Linked DNA regions of Homo sapiens: regions 1 and 2 are each linked to region 3. The links are chromatin contacts, found by Hi-C or POLR2A ChIA-PET in ENCODE. All regions are on one chromosome and are shown on one strand. Each heading gives the region's core, a stretch centred on a gene start or an enhancer-like site at or near the end of the contact. The rest is flanking DNA. Distances are from core to core; before and after follow the strand shown.

The links. A loop is a pair of places that touch in the nucleus more often than their neighbours do. ChIA-PET counts read pairs that join two places held with the same protein, here RNA polymerase II (POLR2A). Pooled maps may share reads with other maps.
Region 1: a loop to region 3 is called in a pooled map, with 27 times the contacts of the local background. The contact joins two enhancer-like sites. A Hi-C loop is called at or near these places in 1 of 37 single-sample maps with no recorded cell type and 4 of 50 pooled maps. POLR2A ChIA-PET finds 5 or more read pairs at or near these places in 1 of 52 experiments (activated B cell).
Region 2: a loop to region 3 is called in a pooled map, with 4 times the contacts of the local background. The contact joins two enhancer-like sites. A Hi-C loop is called at or near these places in 1 of 37 single-sample maps with no recorded cell type and 3 of 50 pooled maps. POLR2A ChIA-PET finds 5 or more read pairs at or near these places in 1 of 52 experiments (GM12878).

The regions. Positions count from the first base shown.
Region 1 is chr16:27,366,435-27,369,925 of GRCh38, forward strand. No RefSeq gene overlaps it. Among named protein-coding and RNA genes, the nearest start is that of IL21R, 34 kb to the right of the region's middle. RefSeq lists enhancers at 1,197-1,256, 1,287-1,366 and a silencer at 3,380-3,491. Within about 2 kb of position 1,322, at least 29 of the 41 ENCODE cell types and tissues checked have a DNase peak (open chromatin) inside an H3K27ac peak, as active enhancers do.
Region 2 is chr16:27,382,452-27,385,957 of GRCh38, forward strand. No RefSeq gene overlaps it. Among named protein-coding and RNA genes, the nearest start is that of IL21R, 18 kb to the right of the region's middle. RefSeq lists a silencer at 1-134. Within about 2 kb of position 1,627, at least 9 of the 41 ENCODE cell types and tissues checked have a DNase peak (open chromatin) inside an H3K27ac peak, as active enhancers do.
Region 3 is chr16:28,186,979-28,190,782 of GRCh38, forward strand. All of the region lies in intron 1 of XPO6 (exportin 6), which reads right to left. Among named protein-coding and RNA genes, the nearest start is that of XPO6, 23 kb to the right of the region's middle. RefSeq lists enhancers at 694-863, 1,948-1,997 and a silencer at 2,390-2,529. Within about 2 kb of position 1,538, at least 11 of the 41 ENCODE cell types and tissues checked have a DNase peak (open chromatin) inside an H3K27ac peak, as active enhancers do.

The sequences.
Region 1 (3,491 bases), core at 72-2,571, 820 kb before region 3:
GGATGACAGAGTGAGACCCTGTCTCAGGAAAAAAAAAAAAAAACAAAAAAAACCTTGTTCTAAGCCAAAATCAATCCCTTTAGCTGCCCAAATCACACAGTTTACAGATGGAGAAACAGTTTTAGAGAGGAAAAGGGACTTGCCCAAAGTCACCCAGAGAATGGCAGAGCCTGAACTAGCCTTCTGGACTTCTTGCCTCCAAAAGCTCTTTATAATAAAATATAATTTTAAATAAAAATAGTTATCTGTTTAGGGCCAAGCAATATGCTAAGTGCCGTCCAGCCACTGTGTCATTTACGTCTCCAAACAGCTCTAGTTGGGAGGCTCAATGATTATCCCAATTTTACAGATAAGGAAACAGGTCCAGAGAGGTTGAGGATTAGCCTAGAACCACACAGCTAGGAAATCCTGGAGCCAGGATTTGAACCCGGGTCTGACCTAAGAGCTCCCAGCCGCCGTGATATATCAGCTTATGTCATCCTGACACCTACGCAGATGTCGGCTCGAATCCACTTTGCCTGAGCATTGTCTCAGAGAAATCTAATTTAAAAATTAGGCAGCAAATAGAAAATATATTTGACTGCTAGAGATGCAATGGGACTGGGAGCCCAACAAAGGATCTTAGGCAAAAGAAATCCAAGTTGTTGGCCTCAGCAACTATTACTGAACTGGCTGGGCTTTGGGAAGCTACAGAGGGATGAGAAGACCTGGTGGATCAGGTGGGCCCAACTCAGGCTGGCCCCCACCCTGCAGGAAGTAGGAAAAGTCCAGGGTCATAGGCCCAGTGAGATGCCGGCTGCGGGAGTTTCAGCCTCCGGGGCTGGACCAGAGGGCAGGAGGGGACGCCCCTGGGTAGCAGCGCCAGAGTGGGCTGAGTGGCCTGGGCCCCTGCGGGGGAGCTTTCAGAGATGTTGATTTGGGGGTACTCCCTCAGCCCTGCCTTTACACAGAATTTGTGGGGGATGAGGGGAGGGGGAAAGGGGGGAGGAAGGCAGTGAGTGCATCTGAATTTTTTTTTTTTTTTTACAAAAAGTGGCTTATTGCATTTTTCTGATTACTCTATCAGCACGTGCAGACCTTTTCCTATTCAGAGAAAGCCTGAAGATATAAAGAGGAAAGTGAAGAAAAACCACCGGAAATCCCATCCCCGCCCCAGCATCTGGCACTGTGTGGGCGATCACGAAATGAGCGCTTGTTTTTGAAGGCGTAGTATCTCCGTGAACATCCGGTTGAACAACCTTTCTGACTTTATTTTTCCCACGAAAGTTATTAATTAAAAAACAAAAAGCAAAACACCGAAAAAACAAAAAACCCAGCAAGTGTTTGAGCTCCCACCACGAGGGAGGCCTGACGTCACTGGATCCTCCCGGCAGCCGATGAGGCTGCATGGGACTTGCCCACGATGTGCTGTTACCGAGTGGCATAGCCAGGCTTCAAACCAGAGTCCTAGCTAACCGCCCTGTATATACCATGGGCTCATCATCTTCCCTGGTTCCAGCTCAGAACAGAGACTCAGAGGAACAAGGGCTCTGCGCTCACCCTGCCTGGTTAGGTCCAGCCTTTCCAATTCCAAGCTGTGTGACCATGGGAAAAGTGTTTGCCCACTCTGGGCCTAAATTTCCTCCTTGGTAAAAGGCACACAAGAGCAGTACTCTGCACGCCACAGTGGTGGGGTGAGCAGCAGATGACGTGGTGGGTGGAGGCCAGGTGACACCAGGCTGCTCTCAAGCTTAACTTGCCTGTGATGGTGGCGGGACCGTGTCAGTTCTTCCACCAAATCCCACCTGTTTCCACGACGTTTATTGACAAGTCAGGGGCACCGCCCCGGGTGGAGGGGGTGTGAAGAGGAAGTCAGCTCCCTGGTCCCTGCTGCCCTCTGGTGACCACATCAGCATCAGCACCTGCTCCATCCCAGCAGCTCCAGGTCCAGGCCGTGCCCAGAAAACTTGGCCTGGGAGATTCCCCACCCGCCCTGCCCCGATCCCACCTCTCTTCCATCTCTGCATTTTCCAGAAATTCCCCCAGCACCAGACAAAAGAGCCTAATGTCCATTAGATATGCTGTGTGGCGCCAGGCCAGCGTGTAACCTCTCTGTGCTTGATTCGTTATCTGTAAAATGGGAATCATTATAATATCTGCCTCATGTAGCTATTGTGAGAATTAAATATGTTAGTACCTGTGAGGTCCTTAGAACTATGCCTGCGGCTGGGCACAGTGGCTCACGCCTGTAATCCCAGCACTATGGGAGGCCAAGGTGGGCAGATTGCCTGAGGTAGGCGTTTGAGACCAGCCTGGCCAACATGGTGAAACCCTGTCTCTATTAAAAATACAAAAATCAGCCAGACATGGTGGCGGGTGCCTGTAATCCCAGCTACTCGGGAGGATGAGGCAGGAGAATTGCCTGAACCCAGGAGGCAGAGGTTGCAGCAAGCGGAGATTGTGCCACTGCACTCCAGCCTGGGCAACAAGTGGGACTCTGTCTCAAAAAAAAAGAACTATGCCTGCAAATAGTTAATGCCTTAAAAGTATTTGCTAACATTCTTCTTCTTCTTCTTTTTTTTTTTTTTTTGAGACAGGGTCTTTCTCTGTCACCCAGGCTGGAGCGCAGTGGCCCAATCCCGGCTCACTGCAGCCTTGAACACCTGGGCTCATGTGATTCTCCCACTTCAGCCTCTCAAGTAGCTGTGACCACAGGTGCACACACCACTAAGCCTGGCTAATTTGTTTTTTAATTTTTTGTAGAGACAGGGAATCACTATGTTGCCTAGGCTAGTCCCAGACTCCTAGGGTTCAAGCAATCCATCCACCTCGGCCTCCCAAAGTGCTAGGATTACAGATGTGAGCCACCATGCCTAGTCTGCTAACATTATCCTTAATATTACACTGAATATGTCTGTGGATTTTGTGGGAGGTGAGGGTATAAAACATAATTAGAGGAAATAATGACATTCTAAATTTAATTTGACTTTATTACAAAAAGGGCAGAATGGAGCAACAGTAATCCAGGACAAAAAATTGTCCCAATCCCATCATTCAACCCACTTGTGTTTGTATCTGTTTGTGCCACTTCTGTGTGTTGTTTACATGCAGAGTCAGTGTTTGCGTATTTGCGGTTTTATATCATTCATTTCTCATCATACATACATATATTTATATTCCTGACATTTTTCTAGGGAATATCTTTATATTCCTGACATTTTTCTCTTTTTCCCTTATGTTCTTCCATACCGGGACTTATAGGACCTTGCCCAGACTCAACTTCCCTCTTCCCCATGGACCCAAGTTGCTGAGCTTCCAACAGGTGTTTACAGCAAAGGAGAATGAGACAGAGAGAAGCAGAGATGCAGAGAGAAAGACAGACAGAGAAGACTAAACTGATTGATCCCAACTCCATTATGATATCTGACTCCAACCACAGAATGACCCTGATCCAGCCACAGACTGACTTCTGATCCTGGCCACAGTCCACCTCCTGTCCTCAGCCACAGAAC
Region 2 (3,506 bases), core at 377-2,876, 800 kb before region 3:
CACAGTGTGACGTCAGAGGGCTTGAGTGCTATGCAGAACAGACAGGCAGGGGAGGGGCCAGGGGAAATTAGCGGGTGGAGAGCTGTTTAGGAGGTGCCAGGAAAGACCTCACCAAGGAGGTCTGAATAGAGGCTTGAGTGAACTAGGGGAATGAGCCACGCAGATATCTGGAGGGACAGGGAGAAAGAGATTGTTCTAGGAGGAGGGAGCGGGCTGTGCGAAGGCCCTGGGAAGGGAATGGCGTGAAGGGGGTGCAGCCAGGAGGCCAGAGTCAGAAAACTGGGGGAGAGGAAAGAGACAAATTCAGAGGCAATGGGGATCAGCCACGGAGGGCCTTACTGGCCACACACAGGACCTAGGGTTTGTTTGACCAACCATAGGAAGGCTTTGGATGTGGAAGTGACTTGATCAGATGATTGTCTCAAAATGATCATTCTGGCTGCAGTTAGAAGGGGATGTTTTTGGTAGGGGAGGCCCTAATTTTCCAATGTCCAGAGCAGGCGGCGACCACAGCTGTGGATTCTGGGCATGTTTTGAAAGTGGAACCAACAGGAATTCCCAACGGGTGGGATTGGGGTGGTGAGAGAAAGCAAGGAAGCAAGAAAGATCATGCTATTGTCACCATGGGGACCCCGCCCCACACGCCGTTCAGCTCTTTAGCCTCGCTCCAGGTACAGGGGCAATGATTCCCACCTAACCTCTGCTGTTTGTGGCAGCCTGCTCTTCCAGGCACAGCATCCTCCTAATTATCCTGGGGGCAGGGGTAAGTATTCTCACCACAATTGGCAGGTAGGGGTTGTAGAGGCTCAGAGAGAGGAAGGATCTTGCCTGGGGTCATGCAGCCCTAGCGGATGAGTTTGGCACTGCCGACATCTTCTGTAGGACTCTGGGTCCAGTGCTCCTCCCCCTACAACATGAAATCAGAGGTTCTCAACCTGGGGGCAATTTTGCCCTCCAGGGGACACCTTTGGTGGTCACAACTGGGGGAAAGGCATCTAGTGGGAAGAGGCCAGGGATGCTGGTCACCATCCCACCATGCACAGGATGGCCCCCACCGTAAATGATCCAGCCCAAATGTCAACACTATCAAGGTGGAGAAACCCTGCCAAATATTCTATTGAAGGGCTGGAGATGCCGTAGCTCGGCAGCCTCCCCCCAGCCCTCCAGGGCCTTCTCAGACACCACTCAATGGGTCTGGGTGCCCCTCCCTGAAAGGGAAGCCAGCCTGTGCCAAGGTCGCACTGGACAGCCAGCAGCTGTGGTGGCAGTTTCCCCAGCGACAGAGGCCGGTTCCTGGAAAACTAAACTTGGTATCCTCTGTGGCTTATCTTCTCCTTTCCAATCAGACCTAGGCACACGGGCCACATACCCTCATCTGCAGACAGTCTCCCAGGACCCTACAAGTTCCCAGCCCAGTTGGATAGGGACCAAAGGTAGCTTGCTCCCATCACTCCCCTCCTGAGATCCTCTCATGGCTCTGGCCGTCGATGGGGTGGGGTTCTGCTCCCGCTGCTCTACAGGGAAACTTCTCCAGGCTCTGGCACTGTCTTCGCCAGCAGGCTATGGCCTCGACACTTCCTCCTTGCTCTGGTGTCCCCCTCTGCCCTCCCCACCCACACCAGGGCCCTCATCATTCCCCGAACAGGCGGGGAAGTCACGCCCTCATGTCTTTGGCTTACCAGAGAACCGACTCCAGGCTTGGTTGGCCCTCTGCTGTGCTTCCTTCCTCTTTCAGCCAATTCTGATCTTTATAATTTTCCTTTCCTTTCTTTTGGGTTTATTTCACTGTCATTTTCTAACTTCTCGAGAGAGACGTTTGGAACATTAATTTTTAGCTTTTCTTCTTTGCTAATCTGTGACTGTTAAGGCTACAAATTTCCCTCTGAGTACTTTTTTAGCTGCAACCCACAAGTTTACATGTGGTTGTTTTTTTAAAACCATTCAGTTCAAAATGTTTTCTAATTTTCCATTGCAATTTTTCTCATTGTCTCTTGGGTGATTTAGAAGCGTATTTCTTGGTTTCCTGTCCACATTTTCAGAACGTTTTGAAATGCACTCTCCTATATTTTCAACACGCTGAACTGTTCTTCATCCTTCCAAGGCCAGAACAAGTGACCCCTCCTCCATGCAGCCTTCCCTGACACTCCCTCCACACTGTGGCCAGTATCATCAGGGGTCGCTCGTGTCTGCTGTCATAGCACTTTGTACCAACCACCATTATAGCACTTTAAGGTCACACAGTAATGTATCTGTCAAGATTCTTTCAGTTTCAAGTGAAAGAAACTTACTTAATCCAAACTGGCTGAAGCCAAGAGGGAATTTATTGTCCTATTTAACTAAAATGTCTTGGCTTTCAGGCATAGCTGGATCAAGGGATCCTGATTCCTGATGGCCCAGTTCATCTCTTGAGTCACTTCTTCCAGGTCGACCCCATCCTGAGGCAGTTTCTCCCGTGTGGCCACAGAGACATACAGCAGCTGCAGGGAACACATGAATACGTTCTCCCGGCTCCAAGTGCGGAGTCTTTGCCCTGATCAATCCCTCTAGAGTCTCGTGGGATCTGTTAGACTCTGACTGGATCTGTTAATGTGGCTTAGGGAATATAGTGGATTGGTTTAGGCTAGAGTCATGCACGCTCCTAGGGAAAGGAACTGAGAATGGAGGGGGCATGATATCTCAGAAACAGCCGGGATACAGTGACCAGGAGAAGAGTAAATCAGGACTAGAAAACAAAACAAAACAAAACAAAAACAAAAACAAAAACAAAGACAATATGCTACTGCTGTTAATAATAATCATACTAGTCTAGTAAACAGCAACAATTATAAGTACCTTTATTTTTTAGATGGACTTTTGCTCTTATCACCCAGGCTGGAGTGTAGTGGCACGATTTCAGATCACTGCAACCTCCACCTCCCGGGTTCAAGCAATTGTCCTGCCTCAGCCTCCCCAGGAGCTGGGAATACAGGCATGTGCCACCACGCCCGGCTAATTTTTGTATTTTTAGTACAGATGGGGTTTCACCATGTTGGCCAGGATGGTCTCAAATTCCTGATCTTAGGTCTCGGCCTAAGCAATCATTTGTCTCTAGACTTCTCATTCCATAAGGGAATTAGCTCTTAAGTGTTTAAGAGCTTAAGGCCTCGGCCTTCCAAAGTGCTGGGATTACAGGCGTGAGCCACCATGCCCGGCAGTACCTCTTATACTTAGTACATGCCACTAACTCAAGTGCTTTGCTTTTAGACCTGTGTATCCGCCTTCCCATTGAATTTAAAACCTTTGACAGTGAAAAGAAGATCTGTTTTGTTAACTGTGAAAATTTTGGAGGTGGCAGGGGAGGGAGAAGATGGGCAATTCCTCCTCTGCCCTAAGACTGTAATCAGCTCACCCCACCGCACCCCCACCCCTGAACTTGGAGGCTGGGGCTCAGCCCCAGGGTCCCCTAAGAGAAAGCTTGCAGAGGTGCCCAATCAGCTCAGTGGTTGCTGTAACCCTCTGTCTTAGCT
Region 3 (3,804 bases), core at 288-2,787:
TAACTTCAAAGAACTGAAGGTGGCCTAGCAGTTACATCCTGTAGTCCTGGCGTACATATAAACAGCCTCAGAAGACCAAAGAGAAAACTAACTCTATCTGAAGGAAAGAAAGCTTCAAAGGGGTGATTTGGGTTTTGAAGAGCAAGGAAGTTTACTAGGAGGATAAGAAGGAAAGCATGCCTGATTCAATGTCACTCGCCATAGGAAGCCACTCCAATCTGAACACTCATGGTCTCATAAGCGAGTACCTAGCCCCATCCTGCATTTGCTTCTGAGACTGCAATTTATAGTTTAACCTTCATGAATTTTCCTACACAGATTACAGTACAGATCAGGTCATTTACATCTTGTGTCTTTGTCTTGTAATCAGTACTACAGAATTTTGCCCTTGGTGCTGTTCTCTGGTCATTTCAGAATGGCAAAAGTTTTAAAATGCAGGCTCTAGGGTCAGGTTCCCCAAGTTTGAATCCAAATGTGCAGCTTGACCTTGGCCTAGTTATTTAATGTGTCACTGTTTCTTCTTGTGCACAAGTGGGGACAGTAAAAGTACCTAACATATTGGGTCATTCTGAGAATTAAATAAAATGTAAAATACATAGTAAACACAATGTCAGGCATGAAGTGTGGGCTGAAAGTCACTGTTCATACGTCATAGATATTAGGCTTCTCTACCCAGAACATCAACTGTCTGGAAAGATGCTCTATCTAGTATGTCTGTATTTTCTACAATATCTACCATGGGCTGGTGGCTCAACTATCTTAAAGACCAAATTCAAGACAGTAAAAGGAACAAGAAAACTGTTGGTATCACTTTCAGTTTCTCAAGAATACTGGTAATTCCTCCAAATTGAAGATACATGTGACTCTTTACATTTTCCCCTTTAAGGGTTCTGACCATAAGCAGACTTCTGCTCACACGCAGATTCAATCTGTGTTGAAAAACAGGAGACTGCTAACACTGAGACTGAAGGTGGATAATAAGGTGCTTTTCCCTAAGATGTAGCAGCTAGAAGGTGGTTTCCTCAAACCCTGATTAAATCTGTAATATGTTACCTAATGGCCTCTAAAACAACCCCCTCTAAGCATAACCTTTTTACAAAATTAATCTTGGGGAATAATGACTATTTTTTAAATTTTTTTTAAATAAAGATGGGGTCTTGCTATGTTGCCCAAGCTAGTCTTAAAACCCCCAGGTTCAAGCAATCCTCCCACCTATGCCTCTCAAAGTTCTGGGATTACAGGCATGGGCCAACATGCCCAGCCAAAAATGACTATTTTTTAAAGACACTTCTATTAAGCTTTTTGCCATCCTTTCCCAGAGCCTCATTTTGTATAATCTACTAGGAGGTGAATCATATGGGTCTCCTATATTCAGGTTCATGGGCTCATAGATACCAAACCTCAACAAAATGAGGACTAGTATCCCAGAGTGCCATTCAAATATCCCTGTGGCATATCTAGAACAGTGTCATTACCCTATTTGCTGTATATAAAGGTTTCGAAGAAAAGTGATTCTATCCCTGCTGCCAACGAAGGTTAAAAAGTATGCAAAACATATCCGGTGTGTTACAACACATGCGATTAGCAAAGATATTCAAACTCATGTAAACTTTCTCTGAAAGCTAACAGGATTACCATAGATGTCTAAACTCTCAGATCATCACTCTCACTTCCCTACACCCTTCACCACTGCAAAAAAAAAAAAAAAAAAAAAAAAAAAAGGAGAGAAAAAAATCTTTGACCTGTAGGCCTGCACACAAGTATGAGATGAAATACTAAGCTTAAAATAACATGCATGGGAACCAGGGCGAGTGACATCTACCTATCCCCCTCCTGAAGTCATTCAGCTCAAAAAGCCAGAAAGCTAGAAAAGTGCATCAAGGAAGCCCCAGTCAGGAGAACGACATTCAGAACAATGCTTCCTCCCATCTCTCCCTCCGGTCACTACTGCTCTTTTGCATCCCAGCCCGTAGATATTTTCCTTTTCCTTTTGTTTTCTGGAGGCACAGGTCTTGCTCTGTCGCCCAGGCTGGAGTACAGTGGCACAAACTCTATCTCCCGGGCTCAAGCTATCCTTCTACCTCAGCCTCCCAAGTAGCTGGGACCACAGCTGCACACCACCACATCCAGCTGATTTTTGTATTTTTTGTAGAGCTGGGGTTTCGCCATGTTGCCCAGGCTGGTCTTAAACTCCAGGGCTCAAGCGATCCGCCTGCCTCAGCCTCCAAAAGTGCTGGGATTAGAGGCACGAGCCACCGCGCCCAGCTGACACTTCCTTTAAAAAAAAAAAAAAAAAGCACAGCATATTGAAGTGGAAATCTCACTTTATTCCTCTATTTAAAAAAAAGAAAAAGTGGTGAAGCCCACTGACCCTCCACAGTCTAGCAGTCAGCAGGGCAATCAGGGAAGCCCAGAGACACTGGATGACTCGCTCAAAGACACACAGCCAGTGAGCAGCCAGCCAGAATCTCAGCCCCAGCCACACCCATGTGAGTTCCTTTCCTTAGCCTGACTGTGATAGGACAGCGTAAGGCCAAGCAGAGGGAAGACCGAGGTACAAATATACATTGATGTAATTCATTCTAAACATTGTGTACAAGAGTTGCAGGAGAAAAAAAAATGTCTTCTACTGAAGCAAACAGACAACCACAGCATGTAACAGGACTGCTAAGGCTGGGCAGGCGCGCCCACCCCTCTATTAACACAATCTGGAACAAAGTCATCCCCTCGCATGAGAAAGGCTTCTTGTTTTCTTGTCTGCAGCTTAGATCTAGACATAACTTTGCACAATATCTTCACACAGACATTTAATATTTGATTAAAACATACACTCTGGCTGCATCTAAACATAATTTTAGTCATTAAAAAGCACTTTTCTGCTTTAATCTAAAACTACCATAAAGTTGATCGATGGCAGAACATTCCTCTATTATTTCTTGGGTTTGCACAAAGTGCCCAGTCAGATTGTCTGTCTCTTCCTCTAATTACTGCTGAGGACCAAGAGTTAGAAGCAAGATGACTGCCGGGTGTCTGGGCCAGGAAGTTCAACTGATCCCACTGTGGCAGTGATAACATGGAAGCAGCATATTTTCTCCCCATGGAGACCAGTTAGAGGAAACATCTTTGTATACAGAGGATGGTACGTTTTATGCTGGGAAACCTCATCCACATAGTATTGGAGAATGCATAAAAACAAGACTCATCAATCAGCTACCAATGGAGAGGTGCACCAGTTTCTTTCTTTATTTTTTTTTTTTTTTGAGACTGAGTTTAGCTCTATCGCCCAGCTGGAGTGCAGTGGCACAATCTCAGCTCACTGCAACCTCCACCTCCCAGGTTCAAGCAATTCTCGTGTCTCAGCCTCCCAAGGAGCTCGGATTACAGGTGCCCGCCACCACACCTGGCTAATTTTTTTTGAATTTTTATTAGAGACAAGACTTCATCATGTTGGCCAGGCTGGTCTTGAACTCTTGACCTCAAGCGATACCGCCCACCTCGGCCTCCCAAAGTGCTGGGATTACAGGCCTGAGCCAGCGTGCCCAGCCTGGTTTCAATAATTTTAAACAACAAATCTAAAGACTAAAGAGCATGACAAGTAAATGCTACACCTGACCACAGATTGATCCTGGACTGGAGGGAAAAAATGCTATGAAAGGCATGACTGAGCCAATTGACAAAACTGGAATACAGGTGGTAGTAGGTTAGATCAAAGTACTGAATCAATGTTCTATTAACCGAAGATGGTAACTGTACCATAGTCATGTGGGAGAATGCCCCTATTAAGAAATATATGATATAGGGCAA